3 separate regions of the Mus musculus genome follow, and all the other regions are linked to region 3. Evidence: chromatin contacts called from ENCODE POLR2A ChIA-PET data. All regions are on one chromosome and are shown on one strand. The core of a region is the stretch at or near the end of the contact, and the rest is flanking DNA. Distances in the headings are between cores, read along the strand shown.

Region 1 (4,201 bases), core at 1,561-4,060, 120 kb after region 3:
CAGTCTCCAGGGGTACTGGCTGCCAATGAGTACTGCTGCCTACGATCATGTGGTACTGCTGAAAGGGCTCCCAAATCACAAGGGGCTTATCAGCTGAGGCCGTAGGTGGGTTGTTAAGACCTTTGATTTAAGAGGGAGAGGTAACTGTGGCCCAGTTACAGGCTGCACAAGACAAACACCTCAAGTTTAGTTGGAAGGAAAATATCTGAAAAGTCTGGCAGGAGGGTGGACACTAGGGGAAAGGTTACGAGGCAAAAGGAGAACATGAGCTGACAAAAGAGAACAGATGAACTTGGTCACTGTGGGAGTAGAAACCAACTTCTTGGAACAAGGTGCATAGCAGATAAACTCTTGAATGGTGGGTTGAGCAGAATGCCCATTGGAAGCGCCTGCTAGGCAACACTGGAGAAATGGTGAAACAGGTCAAAAAACCCATCGTCATATCAAGTGAACCTCTGCCAAAAAGACCCTGTGTCAACTCAGAAAGAGACTATTTCTGTGCTAGCAATGTTCACAGTCTTTAGGGTGTTTATGTGCTGGGGACTTAAAAGTGTGAGCTAGAAGAAGCTGGAGAGATGGCTTAGTGGTTAAGAATACTGGTTGCTTTTCTAGAGGACCTGGGTTTGATTCCTAACACCTACATAGCAGCTCATAACTGTAACTCCAGTTCCAGGGGATTTTTTTTTTAAGTTTTCTTTTTAAGAATTATTTATTTAAAAAAAAAAAAAAAAAGCCGGGCGGTGGTGATGCACACCTTTAATCCCAGCACTTGGGAGACAGAGGCAGGTGGATTTCTGAGTTCGAGGCCAGCCTGGTCTACAAAGTGAGTTCCAGGACAGCCAGGGCTACACAGAGAAACCCTGTCTCGGAATAAAAAAAAAAAAAAAAAAAAGAAAAGGAAAAAAAAAGAAACACACACACATACACACAGACAGACAGAGAGAATTATTTATTTATTTTATGTATATGAGTACACTGTAGCTGCCTTCTGACACACCAGAAGAGGGCATTGGAACCCATTACAGATGGTTGTGAGCCACCATGTGGTTTCTGGGAATTGAACTCAGGATCTCTGGAAGAGCAGTCAGTGCTCTTAACCTCTGAGCCATCTCTCCAGCCCTTCAGGGGATTTTAACATCCTATTTTTGGCCTCCACAGGCCAAAACATACAGGAAGGCAAAAACAAACAAACACCAAAAATCCTCCAAACCCACGTACATAAATAAAATAAATTAAAAAAAAAAAAGAAAAAAGTAAAGTGTGACAAACACTTGTGATCACAGCTCTTGGGAGGTAGAGGCAGGTGGGTTAAGTCTCAGCCACACAGTTACATGAGTTCCAGGCCAGCCTGGGATAAATAAAATCCTGTCTCAAACAAAAAAAACCAACAAAAACCCCATAAGCTAAAGGGACATATGGACTTTTAAATTTTGCCTTTGAAATATAGGGACCATTGGCTCTACAAAACCAAAAAAAAAAATAAATAAAACCAGTTGCTATTTTACCTTTGCTTTTTCACTAGAGATACATAAGTTACGTACTTATTACTTAAAATTATATATAAAATATATAGGTAAATATATACATGTAAAAATATATGCCACTACCTTATTACTCTAAATTGTGATGACATCTACATGATAGTCTAAACATCTTGTCACCTTTAAGTGTATAATCCACTGACTTTGCCATGGTATAGTTTTTACTGCTACCTATTGTAGTATTTTTATTTATTTCCTTTTGTGGTACTGGGATTGAAGCCTGCAGGTCTGGCACTATTAAGGCACTTCTTTCTCTCTCCAGTGCACTCATATTCTATCACTCTGGGGGGGGGGGAATCCAGACTTTGCAGACTTTGACCTCCATGTCTAGGTTGAATGCTCCCTCCCCCTATAGACTGTGATCCTAAGCTCTAGCCCTAGCTCTGTCCTCCCCTCCCAGGTTTTTCTTCCATAAGTGCATTGTCACTGTCCTGGAAAATTACAATCTCCCCCTCTCCCCGCATCGTCACTTTAAAAAACAAAACAGCACAGGAAAAGCAGGCTCCAGCCGTAGCCCAGGTTGGCCTCAACTTCACCATCCTCCTGCCTCTGCTTGTGAGGGGAGGTGCTTCCTTCTGTTGTGGGCAGGGAGCGACCCAACATTAACTAGGAAAATGTTGCTGTGCCACATTCCAGTATTAGGAAAATATTCAAAAACGCTCCCAATCATTTTTGTGAGATTTTTGAGACACTGTCTCACGTGGCTCAGACTGGCTTCAGCTGAGTTTACAAGCATGAGCCACCGCCGCAAGCTATAATCATTCTTAACTAATAGTTTAAGTAACAGACCATAACTTTAGGAACTTTAACCAAAGCTTTAAAAACTCACCCATTCTGTCATTTAAACCGCCCGGTATGAACTTAGGTTTTAATCAGAATCTGAGTTTATGTGAGCTTATGCTCACTCCCTGCTTTTGGGAATTCCAAGAGCTCATCGTCAGCCCGACCTCACAGACCGTGTGGGCTCGGAGCCCGAGGACATGAACGAGATGTGGCCCTCCCTCCCTCTCACCTGCCGGGCCCTCCGTCTCCACCAGCACCCGCTTGTTAGCGAAGCGCCGCGCGCCGTCCACCGCTTCCCTGCGCCCGAGGCGGGATCCTGCAGACAGCCCGGAGCACGTTAGCAAGCACGCCCAGACTCTCGCCACCGCCGCCCGCGCACCCAGCCCTGTGAGGCCCTGCACCAGCGCTCTCGCCCGGGCCACGCACCCGCGTGCAGCAGAAGGCGACGCGCAGCAGCCAGCGCCATCTTGGATATCAGTGGGGACTACAGAGCCAGCGGCTTCGCTTCCAGCCCGGCCTTGCAGACTCCTCCTCTCCGGCCGGCCCCGCCCCACAAGGCCAAGGTTAGCCAGTCCGCAGCGTCCAGAGGACTGGGTTTCCCCTGTGCCAGTTAGGGCAGGGTGTGTGTCCAAGAGTGCTTTCATTCTGCTGGGGCGAGCTGCCAGAGCTCAGAGGCACTTGCAGAGCTGGGATTAGGACCATAAATCAAGGCTGGCACCGTAGTGAAAAACAGACGGCCTTGCCAGCACAGGGGTGACTGGGAGGCTTTACCTAGGCTATTTGCCCCAAATAGTGCATTTTTATTTGACTCAATACTCAAGGGGCACAAACACAAGAAGTCTTCCTTTTATTCTTTTTTTTTTTTTTTTTTTGGTTTTTTGAGACAGGGTTTCTGTGTAGTCCTGGCTGTCCTGGAACTCACTCTGTAGAGCAGGCTGATCTTGAACTCAGAAATCTGCCTGCCTCTGCCTCCCAAGTGCTGGGATCAAAGGCGTGCGCCACCACGCCGGGCTGAAGTCTTCCTTCTTGGTTAAGACTTTTCTTCTGTGGTGCACCAGTATGAGACAGAAGAGAGAACTGTCCCTCCCAGTTTTCCTGCGGCGGCAGCATCTCAGGCAGAGTCAGCTTCTGAGCCCCAGGCCGTCTCACCACCTGTCCTCCTGGCTTTTAGAAATGCCACTTTGGGGATTAAACTCAAAGTGAGTTCTTAGTTGAGTCATACAAATTATGACTCTTCTGGACTAAGACAGACAGTAAAACCAGCACTCAATTTGCATTCTAATCCTAGGTTTTATTCAACAGTCCTTTCACTCTACACAAGTACAAACACAACCTTATCTAAAATGCTACAAAGTTATAAAACTCAAAACAAATTTTATAGTACTGACTGTACAATAAAAGCAAAAAGGGGCAATGTACACACTGCCAAGGTTAACCTGCAACATCACCATGAATGGCAGGTGACAACGGGGTGGGGTAGGTTTCATGAGGACCCTGTAGAACTGGCTCACAAATTCTAGAAAGTAACAGAGACACGGGGACAGAAAGGTAACCATTTGTGGAGGAATCCTTCAAAGGTTTTAGCCCTCTAAGTTGAAGCGTACTCAGCAGGGCATGGTCGGCCGAACAGAAGAGCAGTGTGGTCCTTTGCACAGGTGTGGCACAGCGGGGGCTAGACCAGGCTGTCTGGTTCTGGGTCATCTGTGGAAATCCGTGTGCTGCCATAGGTTCCAGCTGGCTCTGCTACCAGCCTATCAAGAACTGAAGGGATGAACTTTCTAGCCAGAAAACTACAGGGCACCTCTATGGGAGCAGCCGTGAACCAACAGTAGCTCTACAAGCCAGAACCCTTCTGTAGAGGAGATATCTCAACTGCT
Region 2 (4,569 bases), core at 916-3,415, 95 kb after region 3:
ATTGTCAACCACTATATGGGAGCTAGGAACCAAACTCTGGTCTTTTGCAAGAGCATTAAGTGCTCTTGACCCATGAGCCACCCTTTCGGCCCATGACTGAGTTTATAAAAAATCCCTTCCAGGGCCTGCTGGAAAGATGGCTAGGCGGGTAAGAGCACTGACTGCTCTTCTGAAGGTCCTGAGTTCAAATTCTAGCAACCACATGGTGACTCACAACCACCTCTAATGAGATCTGATGCCCTCTTCTGGTGTGTCTGAAGTCAGCTACAGTGTACTTACATATAATAAATAAATAAATAAATAAATAAATAAATAAATAAATAAATAAATAAATCAATCAATCTTTGGGCCAGAGCAAGTGGGGCCAGAGTGAGAAGGAAAATAAAGAAATAAAAATAAATAAAAGGGACTTGGAAACAATACAAAAATATAAAAGCAAATTATACAAGAATGTTCAGAGCAACACTTTATATTAGCCAAAATGATAGATACAAGTTGACTGTAAATGAAATATAAATGCATTGTTTATACGATGCATTTCAATATTATTCAATAACTCACTTTCTGTTTCTCTCTCTTCTCCCCCTTCTCTTATGTCTTAGGCTGGCTTTGAACTCCCTATTTAGCTAAGGATCATCCCCCAAATGTTGGGATTAACCTGAGATACTCTGTTCATTTTTTATTTTATTTTATTCATTTTGTGCTTGATAGGTGAGCTGGCTACCAAAATGAGCTACAGTCAGTACAGGTTTTGATGATGAAAATGTTCTAGAACTAAGTCAGGCATATTCCCAGCACCAAGTTACCGGGGCCACCGAGTTACTGGCCACAGGGAGCTACAAAGCCAGACCCTGTCTCAAATCGACCAATGAACCAATCAGTTAACCAATTTTGGTGATAAGCGCTCAACTCAGTCGGTGTACTAAATGTCACAAATGGTCACTTTTATGTATACTTTTCAATACTTTTCATATACCGAATAAAAGTCTTGGGGCTGGCTCGCTGGCTCAGTGGGTAAGAGCACTGACTGTTCTGAAGGTCCTGAGTTCAAATCCCAGCAACCACATGGTGGCTCACAACCACCTGTAATGAGATCTGACGCCCTCTTTTGTTGTGTCTGAAGACAGCTACAGTGTACTTATAATAAATAATCTTTGGGCCAGAGTGAGTACAGACTGAATGAGCGAGGTTGACTAGAGCAAGCAGAGGTCCTAAATTCAATATCCAACAACCACATGAAGGCTCACAACCATCTGTACAGCTACAGTGTACTCCTATACATAAAATAAATCTTTACAAAAAAAGTCTTTGGAAAGGAGCACTCGAACTATCTCCAAATGGAGTTCTTTCTCATGCCCAGGAAATTCTGACATTGCAACCCAGGTCTGAGTCCAGGATTCTATATTGGGTAGCAACCCTAAAGAGTTCAGATTCTCTGGGCGGCTAAGAACACATTGGCTGTGTATCTAGGTTCATTTCCCAACACCTACATGTAACTTCATCTGTAATTCCAGTTCCAGGTCAGACACCCTCTTCTGGGCCCCACGGGCGCTAGGCATGCACGTGGTGCACAGACATGTATGCAGACAAACCATACTACATTAAAAAAACAAAACAAAAAAGTGAGAGAAGGGGTTGGAGAGATGGCTCAGCGGTTAAGAACACTGACTGCTCTTTTGAAGGTCCTGAGTTCAAATTCCAGCAACCACATGGTGGCTCACAACCACCTGTAAAGAGATCTGACGCCCTCTTCTGATGCGTCTGAAGATAGCTACAGTGTACTTAATGAATAAATCTTTAGGCCTGAGCGAGCAGGGACTGAGCAAGTGGAGTTGACCTGAGCAAGTGGGGCAACCAGAGCAACCGGAGCAAGCAGAGGTCCTAAAAATTCAATTCCCAACAACCATATGAAGGCTCACAACCAGCTGTACATGTACTCATATACATAAAGTAAATAAATCTTTTTTTAAAAAAGTGAGAGAAAGGGAGAGTTCTTACTCCACGGATAGTTCACTTTGGACCAAGTCCTGCCAATTTAACACAAGCCACGCCCACTTCCGCCCTGATGTCTGGCGCTGATGGCTCTCAAAGAGCCAAGCTCCACCTCTACTGACGCGCTAGACCGCAACCCATAGCCCCGCCTTTTTGCCTGTCCGTCAAATTCGTTTTTGTCCCGCCCCCTGCCTGTCGGACACGCAGCCCTCGGTGCGGCCCGTTGTTATGACGACATGGTCGTAAATCCGCCATCTTCCTGTGGCGCGTTGCGACATGGAGGGCGCGATGGCAGTGCGGGTGACGGCCGCTCATACGGCAGAAGCCCGGGCCGAAGCCGGGCGTGAAGCGGGCGAGGGCGGGGTTGCGGCGGCGGCGGCCTTGTCCTCCGGCGGCTTCCTTGGGCTCCCAGCGCCCTTCAGCGAGGAAGGTAACGAGCCTACCGAAGCCTGGTGCGGCCGGGGTGCGGGCGGCTCTGTCCGGGCTGCGGTGTACGGTCTCGCCCGGATCCTGGCTACTCGAGTGTCTGTAAACCTTCACAACTCTCACAGGTTTCCCTTCGGACTGCCTCTAACCCGTTGGGCCAGATGCAGAGGCTCACAGGGAGCCCATTTCTCCAGCCCCTTGGGGTCGATCTGGCCAAACAAACATCGCTCGCTCCTCTTCAGCGCCCATCAGCCCTAGCTTCTGCTTCTCCTCTGCCACTCGGGCCTTAGTTCGGGCGGAGCTGGAGACTGGAGGCGGGGCCGCTCTGTCAGACAGGGATTAGGGACCTGACCTGGGGAGGCGGCACCGCCCCACTGAGGACCTGGGCCTTCCCTACGGGGTGGAGCAACGCTTCCAAGAATGTGCGGAACACCCCCCGCTCAATCCGACTTGTACCATTACTTAAACCAAGCTCGAAAGGCGAACTATCATTACTACTATTCACTTCAGAGATGGAGATAATTGAGGTTCAAGGTCGTCCATCTGGTTCCTGTCAAGGATCAGATTGGAGCCGGGGCTGTAACTCCTCTCTTAAACCCTTTAATTTTTCCTAGGAGTATGGCAAAGAGTTAAAATCGTGTCTGTATGCCGAGGGCTGTGTTGGCACCAAGGATTACGTCTCTAGGTGCTGATATTTTTTAGAGGTGGTTTGGGTATCTCCTGTGCATTAGTTCCACGGAGCTGTAGATTTGATCAGACAGGAAGTGGTTTGACAAGTATTACTGGTATATTGCTGCTCTTTGTCATGAAAGAACTCAGTCCCACTGTAATTTTTTTTTCCCTTATTTCAGCTTGGAGAGAGTCAGTTACCGTCTCAGGGAACTCTTTGGAGTTTCTAGGTTTTTTGTTTGTTTGTTTGTTTGTTTGTTTGTTTGAGACAGTGTTTGTATAGTTCTGGCTGTCCTGGAACTCACTCTGTAGACCAGGTTGGCCTCGAACTCAAAAATCTGCTTGCCTCTGCTTCCCAAGTGCTGGGATTAAAGGCATGAGCCACCACTATCCAGCTGAGTTCCTGGTTTTTGTTTTTGTTTTTTAAAGACAGGGTCTCACTATGTAGATTTGGCTGGCCTTGAACTCACAGAGATGGTCCTGACTCAGTCTCCCCATTGCTGGGATAAAGGCATATGCTTGTAGGTTCTTGGGTCTACTTATGACATTGGTTCTCAGACTTCCTAATACTTCCATCCTTTAATACAGTTCCTTATATTCTGGAACTCCCAACCGGAAAGTTGTTTTGTTGCTACTTCATAACCGCAAGTTTGCTACTGTGCTGATTTGTAATGTAGATATTTGGTAGCAACCCCAAGGGGTCGGGACCCACCTGTTGAGAACCTCTGGTTTATGGTCTTAGTGTGAAATGGGATAGGTGTGTCCTTTTCTGGGTCAGGGACTCTTTGAGTATCAACATTTTGGTGCTGAGTCAGACTCTAAATGAGTGGGGTGGGAGGGGTAAGGCTCTTCGGTGTTTAGTTTGTGTGAGCAGAGTGGAGGGCACCACCCTCTTTCAGGTGGCCTATGGGCCAGTCATAGCTTGGGTTTGACCTTTTATTTGATCATTAATTTGTCATTGACTCCTCCTTGTCCCAGGCTGGGTTTGACTTTGATGTGGGACTGACTATAAGACAGTGGAAACAAGACAGACTGTTTTGGAAGCTTGAGTCTGGCTGGCTCAGCTCAGTGACCTTGAACCCTAGTAATCTCTCTAGGATAAACTAAGTCATCTCTTTCCCCAGGATGCTGGCATGATTTGGTTAAATTCTTAAGTGCTAAGTTGGAAGGATGGCTCAGTAGCTAAGAGTACTTGTTGCAGCTGAGCTATGGTGGTGCATGCCTTTAATCCCAGCACTTGGGAGGCAGAGGCAGGTGGATTTCTGAGTTTGTGGCCAGTCTGGTCTATAGAGTGAGTTCCAGGACAGCCAGGGCTACACAGAGAAACCCTGTCTCAAAAAGAAAAAAAAGTACTTGTTGCTCTTGCAGAGGACCTGGGTTCAATTCTTAGCACTTATACAGTAGTTAACAAATGTAAATGTTTGTAACTCCAATTCCAGGTGATCTGATACCTTCTTTTGTTCTTTGTGGGCACCAGCCACA
Region 3 (4,333 bases), core at 1,391-3,890:
GGAACGTCACCTTTCTTAAGCAGCAGCATGATTTTAAGCCAAGAAACGCTGGGAAGCTATGCTCTCAGAAGACCAGCTGTCCTGCTACCAGACATAGCCGTCCTGCCAAAGAGCCACACACATACAGAGGGGTCTGATAATCAGAAAGAAGGCAATGTTCCTTGGGCACCTAAGCACTAGCCTAAGGTTGCTGTCTGTGTCCTTGGTCCTCAGAGAAAACCATCTATCTGATCTGCAGTAGTCTACAGAATGGACAACCTACTGGACACAAACTGACCTTGAGAAGCAGTAGGGGGAACTCAACACCTGTCCCTGAGGCCTCAGCCGGTTAAGTCTCTTAGAAGCAGTGTTGGAGGTAGAAATAAAAATGTGAATTCTTTACCCATCTGTCCACACATGAGGTCTATCAGATGTCTCTTCCCACAATGTGAGGGGCTAATATCTTGAGAACCGTATGAAGTCAGTCAAGCTATTAGCTCTCAGAAAACCCCTTGTACCAAACCCAGGGCAACCGCTCAAGCTTCACTGCCGAGCAGAGCCCACAGACTTGTAGGCTCTCATCTTTCATTCCCTAGACAGCTCCTGGGAGGTCAGCAGAGGGTGAAGAAGGAGCCAACAGGAGCTGGACCTGACTCCTACAGATACCAGGTAGCAGAGAGAAAGAAGTGCCCTCATTCATAGCATCCATAAATCTGGATCAGATGCAATTCTGTGGATCCTATTAGATAGCAAAAGGGGATCCATCTCCAGAGACAGCTGCACCACAAATGCTACAGTGGTCAAGGAACACAATCATAGGAACCCAAATCTCAGCTCCATACTAGGGTGAAGTCACCAAGCCCATTATAAAAACCAGTGAAAGGGACCATTTCTACTTTAACAAGTTCCTGAGGGAATTGCAGCAAGAACTACTGTGGCTGAAGTGCCCAGGAAGTCTAAGAGGTTGGAATCAGCCGGGCAGTGGTGGTGCACACCTTTAATCCCAGCACTCGGGAGGCAAAGGCAGGCGGATTTCTGAGTTCCAGGACAGCCTGGATTACAGAGTGAGCTCCAGGACAGCCAGGGCTATACAGAGAAACCCTGTCTTGGGGGAAAAAAACAAAAACAAAACAAAACAAAACAAAAAAAAAACCGGTTGGAATCAGTTAATCCTGAGACAAATTACTGCAGTCTGCAATCTCCTCTTAACATTTTTGATCCAACCCTGGTTGCCAACACTGCAAAGGTCCAAACCTAAGCTATGATGTCTAGGCTGTGATACCTTGAAAATACATCGCATCTCCAAGCTTCTTTCCTCACCTGTAAAACAGAGGTCTGGCTCTACGCCAGAGAACTGGACTAAGAATTAAGTGTGATAATCTATAAAAAGAGACTAGTTAAGCCTGGTTCAAGATGTTGATCTCTCAGTGAGATTTGCCTGTTACTTTCAGAAGGCAAAACTGCCGAAATGGCAAATGTTTTAACCCCTCCTGGCAATTTCCCCTCCCTAAGTACCACTAGAGGCCCACATCCATCACACCCTCTACTCCCTAACACTTCTCCAGCAGTCACTATGTGTGGCCAACCTCAGGCCAGGCCGCTGGACCAACCTTTTGTCCCTTAAACATAGTCAATTCTTACACATCCATAAAATTCTTGTCGAGACTCTTCCCCTAGAGGCCAGCTCTGAGCCCCAACAGAAATCTCCAACCCCAGGATACACCTCAATTAGTCTCTAATTAACGTTTATTCCGCAACCTCCTACCACGCCCCACGCACTGTTGTAGCTCCTGTTTGAGGAGCCCCGCAACGTAAAACGTCAGTCTTCGTAGGAACTGGGATTTTTGGCTACTCTTCTGGGTCACGCCGGCTGAGGTCCAAGGTTTTCCTTATTTAGTCGGGCCGACATCCCTGCTGGAGCCTCGCCCTAGGAGCGGCCAGGCCCCGCTGCGTCTTGCGGCCCGAGCTCAGGACCGCGCCCACGCTCTGCGGCCGACAGCCCGGCAAAGCTCCAGAAGGGCTCTATCTACCTCAGCCCTGCTCCCGCCGGACCCAGTCATGATGCTCTAGCCAGGCCGCCCGCCGCCATGGCAACCGCCTGCCCGCCTGCACTGCCTCGGCGCAGCTACTCACAGCGCGGTGGCGTCAGCCGGGATGCGCAGACTCGGCCCTAGCGTCTGCAGCCAGCGGCCGGAGCAATTGACGCGGCAGGCGGCGTCGGGCGCAGGGCCGCAAAAGCAGGGGAGCGGGCAAGGCCCGCAGCCGCGCCCAGGGTCTCCGGCCAGCGCTCCGAGCCACAGGCCCAGGCCTAGGGCCAGCGCCAGGAGAGCAGGCGCGCCGAGCGGCATCGTCAGCGCAGCCCGCGCATGGCCCCGGTTCCCCGAGGCCCCTTGCGCCGGCAGCCGCAGTTCAGGAGGGGCCCGCGGACCTCATGGTGCGGCACGGGGCTGAATGCCGCGGCGGCCGTGGCCCGTCTGCGGTGCGACAGCTGCTCAGCGCTCTGGGGCAGGCCGCACCTCAGGGCCTTGGCCGCCTGCTCGCGCATTCGCGCTGCACTGCAGACCCAGCGCCAGCTCCTCCTCCTCCCCCACCTCCGGCGTGGGGCGGGGCGCCCTCAGACTCCGCCCCTGCGCTTCCAAGTTGGCTGTAGGTGGGACTGGATGAAGAGAAGGCCTTCACAGGCTCCGCCCTCTTCATTGCAGATCCTGCAGTAGGCGGGGCCTGAAGGAAGGGCGCCCTCAGAGGCTCCGCCCAGTGAGCGTGAGCCTTGGTGGGCGGGGTCTCACGGGAGGGGAGTCCTCCGGAGGCCCCGCCTTCTGCACCGCTGGGTCTGCTGCAGACCAGGCTTGAAGGTGGAGGAAGCTCCGCCCCCTCTGCTGCGGCGTTTCGAGCCCCGAGTCAGGCTGCGGTTTGAGCAGCTGCCCGCTTAGGCTGTCCCCTACCCACAACGGCTGGAGAGCTTATGGCTATTCACCCTGCTTTCCCGAGTTCCCCCTTGAAGTCCTCTGGCTGTTGAGGCCTTCTTGGAGTCAGTAGGTTTCTTCGCTCCTAGCCTTCTGCAATCAACAGTCACAATATTAAAAACACTAGTAGGTGCAGAAGAGAGGGCTCAGCACTGGGTGGTGGTGGCAAAGACTTTAATCCCAATACTCGGGTGGCAGAGGCAGGTGGATCTCTGAGTTCAGAGCCCAGCTTGGTCTACAGAGTGAGTTCCAGGACAGCTAGGGATATACCGAGAAACCCTGTGGAGGTGGGGGGTCGGTTAGCGGATAAAGGAAGCCTAATCAGCTGAGTCCTCTCCCGAAATCCACGTACACAAATCCAACTTATACAAAGTTGTCCTCTGGCCGCAACACCCTGGCCATAGCATGCGCTCTACACTGATAATAAATTAAAAAAACAAAACAAAACAAAAAACCCTGCGACCTACAGTTTCTGGGTGCCAGCTGTGCGAGCTTCCACTTCGCAAGTCTTCTCTGACCCTGGAGAGTACCGCCGACCTGAGTCAATAAATACTTGCTGCGTCATATCATGGACCTCTGCCAGAGCATGCTGCAGAGGCTCAGAAGTGATGCATGAGATTGAGCTCACCTGGAGTGGGTGCAGTTTAGCGCCGTGCCCTCCACCACTCCGCGCAGACCACCCTGCGGAGGTGCTGGGGAGACGCTGTACCACCCGCCCACCCGCCAAGCAGCTCCATCTCAGGCTTCAGTCTCCAGGTACTGTAGATCCTTGTGCGCAGGAGCTAAAGACAAAATTAAATTGAGAGAAAAGACTCCAACCATAGCACCGGGGAGTAATCCTTGAAAAAAATGTTTAGACGTCCAAATACCAAGAACTACACAGGAAATATTCAAAAAGGGAAAGAAAAATTAAATTAAAAAGGGAGAGAAAAGTCCACAAAGACAGGAAGTTGATGAGTGCCTTGAGACTGGAGGAAAGGGGTGGGACGTTCTTTGGGGCCAATAAGCATGTTTGTTCCGTAATTAGACGAGTGAATGAACAGCCTTATTAAATATATTGAAACGCACAGAAGCCGGGTGAGGTGGCACACGCCTTTAATCCCAGTACTCAGGAGGCAGGGGCAGGCAGATTTCTGAGTCCAAGGCCAGCCTGGTCTACAGAGTGAGTTCCAGGAAAGCCAGGGCTACACAGAGAAACCCTGTCTCGAAAAACAAACAAACAAACAAAACCAACTCACAGAGCATGCATGGTAGCATGCGCTTCTCAGGCCAGTACTCTAGAGTGAGAGGTTCCTAAAAGCTCCTGACCAGACTACTTAATTAATTTCTCACAGGACTTCCAAGGACACCCTTTTAACCTCTCTCAGCTCCTTCATGGATGAGAATAACAA

What was found. ChIA-PET counts read pairs that join two places held with the same protein, here RNA polymerase II (POLR2A).
Region 1: POLR2A ChIA-PET joins it to region 3 with 10 read pairs in embryonic stem cell. The contact joins the promoter of Eci1 here to the promoter of Pkd1 in region 3. POLR2A ChIA-PET finds 5 or more read pairs at or near these places in 3 of 5 experiments (Patski and embryonic stem cell).
Region 2: POLR2A ChIA-PET joins it to region 3 with 35 read pairs in embryonic stem cell. The contact joins the promoter of E4f1 here to the promoter of Pkd1 in region 3. POLR2A ChIA-PET finds 5 or more read pairs at or near these places in 3 of 5 experiments (Patski and embryonic stem cell).

The regions. Positions count from the first base shown.
Region 1 is chr17:24,425,292-24,429,492 of GRCm38, reverse strand. Eci1 (enoyl-Coenzyme A delta isomerase 1) reads right to left here and starts at 2,810. Exons shown (of 7, transcript NM_010023.4): 1 at 2,751-2,810; 2 at 2,554-2,640. The coding sequence starts at 2,790. It overlaps Rnps1 (RNA binding protein with serine rich domain 1), which reads right to left. Exons shown (of 9, transcript NM_009070.2): 9 at 3,595-4,201.
Region 2 is chr17:24,452,988-24,457,556 of GRCm38, reverse strand. It overlaps E4f1 (E4F transcription factor 1), which reads left to right and starts at 2,165. Exons shown (of 14, transcript NM_001301784.1): 1 at 2,165-2,422. The coding sequence starts at 2,269.
Region 3 is chr17:24,548,257-24,552,589 of GRCm38, reverse strand. Pkd1 (polycystin 1, transient receptor poteintial channel interacting) reads right to left here and starts at 2,640. Exons shown (of 46, transcript NM_013630.2): 1 at 2,113-2,640. The coding sequence starts at 2,327. LOC115488769 (a long non-coding RNA gene) reads right to left here and starts at 2,106. Exons shown (of 2, transcript XR_003952238.1): 1 at 1-2,106.